Linked DNA regions of Homo sapiens: region 2 is linked to region 1. A link is an interaction called in ENCODE POLR2A ChIA-PET data of the cell type or tissue named here. Cell type or tissue: IMR-90. All regions are shown on one strand. Links, peaks and the distances in the headings refer to the core of each region. The heading gives the core; the rest is flanking DNA.

Region 1 (2,927 bases), core at 98-2,597:
GATGGTTTTATAGATGGTAGTTTTTCCTGCATTCTCACACATTTCTCTCTAATCTGCAGCCATGTAAGACATGCCTCTTTCCCTTCTGCCACAATTGTAAGTTTCCTGAGGCCTCCCCAGCAATGCAGAACTCTGAGTCAACTAAACCTCTTTATAAATTACCCAATTTTGAGTATGTCTTTACAGCAGTGTGAAAACAGACTAATACAATGGTAGTACAATAATTTGAGAAAAGCAATTTCTTTTTAGATAGAAAAATACTTCTAGAACCAGGAAATAGTAGTTAAATTATTACTACTGCATGAAGTTAAACTTGGAGAGGACTATCTTTTTCAGATTAAAACTACTTTAAAAATGCAATAAAATCCTCTTGTATCAAATTATAAGAAGATAAGTGGCAATAATCAAGAATTATTATGGCCCATTTTCTCTGCAGAACTTCTGGAAACTAATTAAATTTGTAAGATAAGGGGGTGTATAAAATTGCAGAATTAAAGACATTCAAAAGGAATATGCCGTGAAGTGCCAGGTTTGGAGAATTTGTAATATAGGATTGTGAAGGGGAAAAAAAGAAACAATTTTCACTAACAATGAAACCATAAGAATTCCAGGAGCATTTTGTAAAAGAGGAAATGAACATGCAAATTGCATGAATGCAGGATTTAAGATTTCATAGGCAGTGCTAGAGTTTTTAAACTTCCGTCTTCCTTTCCTACTTGGCAGGCTCACTTTGCTACCTAAAATTCTGCCTTCAGGAAGACATTAAATCAGCAAACCTAATTACACTGAGGCATGTGGCCGGAAATATTTGTTTTCATCTCATAAATTCAAATCTTTGTAAACCATTTGCTAGAACATACTTTTTATTTTGCTTGCATCCAAGTTTTCCTACACATACAAAAATCTGAGCATCAAAAAGAAACATTCTTGGAAGCTATGACTTCCACGGGTTCCGTAAATTGAAATCTATGGGCCAAATCTTTTTGTACAGCCCTTGAGCTAAGAATGGTTTTTACATTTTAAAATGGTTGGAAAAAAAAAAAAAAAAACTCAAGCGAAGAATCACATTTTGTGTCAGGTAAAAATGGTAGGAAATTCAAATTTCAGTGCCCATGAATAAAGTCTTAGGAACACAGCCATGCTCGCTTGTTTACATAACGTCTATGGCAGCTTTCCAGATACAAAGACAGAGTTGAGTAGTTGCAACAGAGATCATATGGTTCACAAAGCCTAAAATATTTACTCTCTGACCCTTTTCAGAAAACGTTTGCTGACCGCTGACTTAAGCCATAACTTAAGTTGCTCTAACATGAAATCTGCAAGTTCCTTTACATCATGCCCTAGAAGACACTGTTCTGAGATCACCAGTGCAGTTCTTTACTCCTTCTCTACCTAACAGTCTTCTGAACACTGGGCAGGTACCTCATGAATGTGTCATTCATGATGCCAATAATTTTAGAAATAAGTACAACACACATAGCCATCTTTCAGTAGAAAAAGAATATTCCTGTATATGTCAATAAATCTCTACTCTGTTTGATCAATGAGCCAGGCTGGGCATGCGTTGGCCATTTGTATTTATAGGACCAGTCAGTCCAAAGGACCGGCTCCACTGATTCTTTGACTCGAATTTAACTGAATTAACACGAGCATCTGGAGCTTTTGTACTGCGTGCATGTGCCCTAATTCCATCTGATAGTGCCATGCTCTTTGTTAGCCAGATGTTATTCACTTGGTTGTAAGCGATGTTTCCACATTTAAAAATATTTACTTTTTTAAGGATCTCAGTTTACCAGTTGCTGTGCAAAGGACAGAAAGAGAAAATTCTTGCTCAGGGAAACCTTGAAATGTCCTCCCACAAAGAAAAGATCATTAGAAAGCAGCTAAAGAATGGTTAAGAAACCACATTGCTCCTCTCCTCTTTTAGGAAGACTGACTGGAAGCCACTGAGAATCAACTATGCTTAATCCCTCTGCATCCAGACCCCTTCCACTCTTAGGGGTGGAGTAGAGCACTTGTATTCTCTCACTCTCTCTCTCTCTCTCAGCCGTTTTGTTTTGTGCTGTGCCCAATCTTAGAAATACTGTTCAGAGCCATATACAAATAAAAACAAGAACAATAAGAGACTGTAAGGGATCTGAACTTCTCATTCCAAAGAGAGGAGGGCCACAGGGAGAGTTCCTAGACATTTGAAACAAGATGTCAGGAGATCAGGAAATGCTGAGGAAAAACAGAAAGCTCAAGGTAAAGAGACAAACAAAACAAACACATGAAACAAGAAACATGAAAAAACTTTTTTGAAAATACAATTCATTTGAAAATGGAAATGGGTTGCCACCCATTAGGGTGGCCATTATTAACAAATAAACAGAAAATGGAAAATAACAAGCGTTGGCAAGGATGTGGGGAAACTGGAACTCTTGTGAAATTCTTGTGGGAATAAAAAATGATGCAGCCACTGTGGAAAACAGCATGCTGATTTCTCACAAAAAATTAAGTGTGGAATTCCCATACAATCCAGCAATTCCACTTCTGGGTATATGCCCAAAAGAACTGAAAGCAATATCTTGAATAGATATTTCTGCACCCATGTTAATAGTAGCACTACATACAATAGCTAAAAAGTAGAAACAATCCAAATATTCATTGATGGATGAATGGATAAACAAAATATGACATAACCATAAAAGAGATTATTCAGCCTTAAAAAGAATGAAAATTCTGGCCTCTCCCTCTCCCTCTCCCCCTCCCCCTCCCCCTCCCCCTCTCCCTCTCCCTCTTTGCACGGTCTCCCTCTGATGCTGAGCGGAGGCTGGACTGTACTGCCGCCATCTCGACTCACTGCAACCTCCCTGCCTGATTCTCCTGCCTCAGCCTGCCGAGTGCCTGGGATTGCAGGCGCGCACCGCCACGCCTGACTGGTTTTC
Region 2 (2,927 bases), core at 142-2,641, 320 kb before region 1:
TGGGGCTAGATAGGGGGAATAATTGGCTGGGGAGGCACACAAGGTTACCAGTATCTATGTATTCTCTCATGTACCCACCACCCAGACCAAGATATGGAACCTTCTAGTTCCATTCCAAAGTCCTCTGTCTTAATGTAGATGGTGGTTAGAAGAACTGAAAAAATGTATATACATACATATATACATTCATCAAGCTGTACACTTAAGATTAGTGTACCTTATACACTTTTATCTTAAACCTTAAAAAATGAGTAATTTGAATAAATAAATAAAAGTGAATGCACATAATAAGCTTAACTTCAGGATACCAAAATCAGTGATTTCTTAATAACATTAAGAAAGAATATTATTTAAGTACAAGCAAATCTATATTTTCATGTTATTCTACCAAAGTGTTGTCTACCAATGGCTGCATGGTCTTTTGTATTTGTGAAACATCAAACGTTTTGTTAGCCACATTTGTTTTAAAAAATCTAGTGGTTTAAGCCTATTACCTATGCTGGCTTTGTATGAAATATGTAAGACTCATGATACCACTGTTTAAGTAAAAAGTCACTATGATTTATTGATTCTAAGATGCACACCATTTTCATATCTCAATACTCCAAAATCATAATGTGTCTTACAATCAATCAATCATAGCATATTTTAATTGATAGCATATTTTACTTATTAATAGTATATAAAATAATGGAGCTTCTAATAATGGATAACATAGATTTAATGAAGTTGGATTGATGGACATTTCCAAAGTTTTAGTCTCTTTCCATATACATTATACATGCTCATGAGCTCACGTGTTCAATGTTAACTCATTTTGGGTTTACTGGAAAGTACAACAGATACACAAAGCAACTGATATCTTGTAATACAAATTAAAGTTTTCATTATTATATTTTAAAAGGATTCACAAGCCCCAAAGCATATAAGAACCAGACAGGGAATAGATGAGTGACACAAGCCAGTGGCAGTGCCCAGGTCATGTGAGTGGTGGGCGTTACAAAAGGGCAGTTGTGCAGGAATGCTGATGTGGTATTGCCTGATCTGCGAAGTTTTTAAGAGAAGCCAAAAAATCCAATTTCTTGTATGCCATTTACTGACCTGTAAATTTTGGCTCAAATAGAAACCATGTCTGTGAGCTGAATCTAGCCCATGGGATGCCAGTGTGTGACTTTGGGCTGAATGTAAGCTCTTTGAGGGCAGGAATCTTTATCTGTTTCATTTTACCAGTATCATTAATATCTAGAATGGAATCTAGTATGTAGTAGGTACTCAACAAATACATGTTTTGTGAATAAATAAAGTTAACGTTAAATCTCACTGACCCTTGCAGACCAATGTATAGAGAAATAGATACATGTAGAATTTTTTTAATGACATTTCTGGATAATATAGAAGGAATTCATCTCACAGTTCCAGTAGTTTCTTTTTTTTTTTAACTTGATATATTTGGAAATTTTTAAGGGAAAATTTCTATATGGTAGAAAACCTTTTCATGCTGTGGACAAGCTAATTCTTACTTAATCTTCAAACCTGAGCTCTGTCCTTTTTCCAAAAGTCTCTTTCCTAAGAACCTATTCCCCTTCCCCTCTGTCACTCGTCTGGGCTCCCAGGGCAGCCTGGGCTTGTCTCCCCTGTGTCCTGCTCCCTACCATGTGCACTGACACACTCATCGTCTTTATTTTGGGGGCTGCTAACTTCCTGAGGTCAGCCTGGTATCTGACTTTGTATCCCTTGGCATAGAGTAAGCATTCAACAAATGTCTGTTAATTGTTTTTGTGGTATTGAATTGTAAAAGTAAAAAATTCTGAAGTGCTTTTCTTTTTCTAGACCAGGTTTCAGTTTTATACAAATGCCCTGCTTCTGTATTCACCAAATATTTTTAGAATCTCTGTTAAGACTAAGTCACCATCCTGACCTGCAGAGATTCAGTCTGAACAAACAGACATACATAAATAATTGTGTGTTAAAATCTATAGTAAAGGAGAAAAATGTGCTGTGAGAATATGCAGGGCATTCATTATGATTTAGAAGGATTTAGATCCTTGCCCAAGGAGGTGAAGGATTTAGATCCTTGCCCAAGGTTAGCATTCGGGGAGGATTTTCTCCTACACAGGGAGTAGCTCTCAGAACAACTACTTCATTGTAACAATTCATGGGTTGCAGAATGAGTTCTGCGTGTCACCAGGCAACCCTCCCATTCACAGGACCTGCACACTTGACAAGAAAGTCATTGATGACCCCCTTAAAGTGGGAAAGGACAGAAAATCTTACATGGGGAGCAGGTGAAGAAAGATAGTAGGTGCTCACTCTCCCCTCAAACGTTTTAGTAATGACAAGAAGTAGAACTTAAAGGAGACAGCATGCTTTTCAAGATCAGAAAGATCTGTACATTTTTAAATCAGAGGGTAAGGAATTACTGGAAGGCAGGACTACCAGATAGCTAAAAGGTAAATATTGGACTGAGATCCTTTGGGTCATGAAGGCATGTAAAGTAGATCACAAGGAAGAGGGAGTCAGTATAGTCTCAAAAGAAATAAACGTTCAGTGTCGAGAACTGACTGTCTTAATGAAAGGATAAAGTTAGTCACAATCTCGTCTTTATCCTGATGCCTGATTGGGGAACTCTTTTAAATATATATGCATATGTATTCTGCCTTAGTCCAAAATGGTCAGAGTTGGGACTCACTGAAGAGAACTGCACAGAAGATTTCTAGAAATTTTATCCATTTCATAACATTTTCTAGTACAATGTTAATACTTTCCTTTAAGAAACAAAACTAGAGTCAAGCAAAGCATGTTTGTTGACTAATTCCTTCAATAAACATTTAAAGGCTCCCTACTAAGTGCAAGACACTGATCTAGAGATTAAAACATGTTTAATTTTACCCCCGGCTCCTCGCCCCCACTTGTGTCCTTTTTCTGGG

The links. Peaks named below come from ENCODE experiments on the same cell type or tissue, not always from the same donor. Only the 100,000 strongest peaks of a DNase experiment are listed, where the experiment ranks them.
Region 2: POLR2A ChIA-PET joins it to region 1 with 12 read pairs; 3 of 35 experiments call an interaction of 5 or more read pairs at or near these places.

What each region holds. Positions count from the first base shown.
Region 1 is chr13:35,963,750-35,966,676 of GRCh38, forward strand. All of the region lies in intron 3 of DCLK1 (doublecortin like kinase 1), which reads right to left. Among named protein-coding and RNA genes, the nearest start is that of DCLK1, 170 kb to the right of the region's middle. In IMR-90, for the core only: no CTCF peak of the experiment used is centred there; a DNase peak (open chromatin) is centred at 1,222; H3K27ac peaks cover 405 bases.
Region 2 is chr13:35,641,666-35,644,592 of GRCh38, forward strand. The region is part of intron 49 of NBEA (neurobeachin); the gene reads left to right. Among named protein-coding and RNA genes, the nearest start is that of LINC00445, 55 kb to the right of the region's middle. In IMR-90, for the core only: no CTCF peak of the experiment used is centred there; no DNase peak of the experiment used is centred there.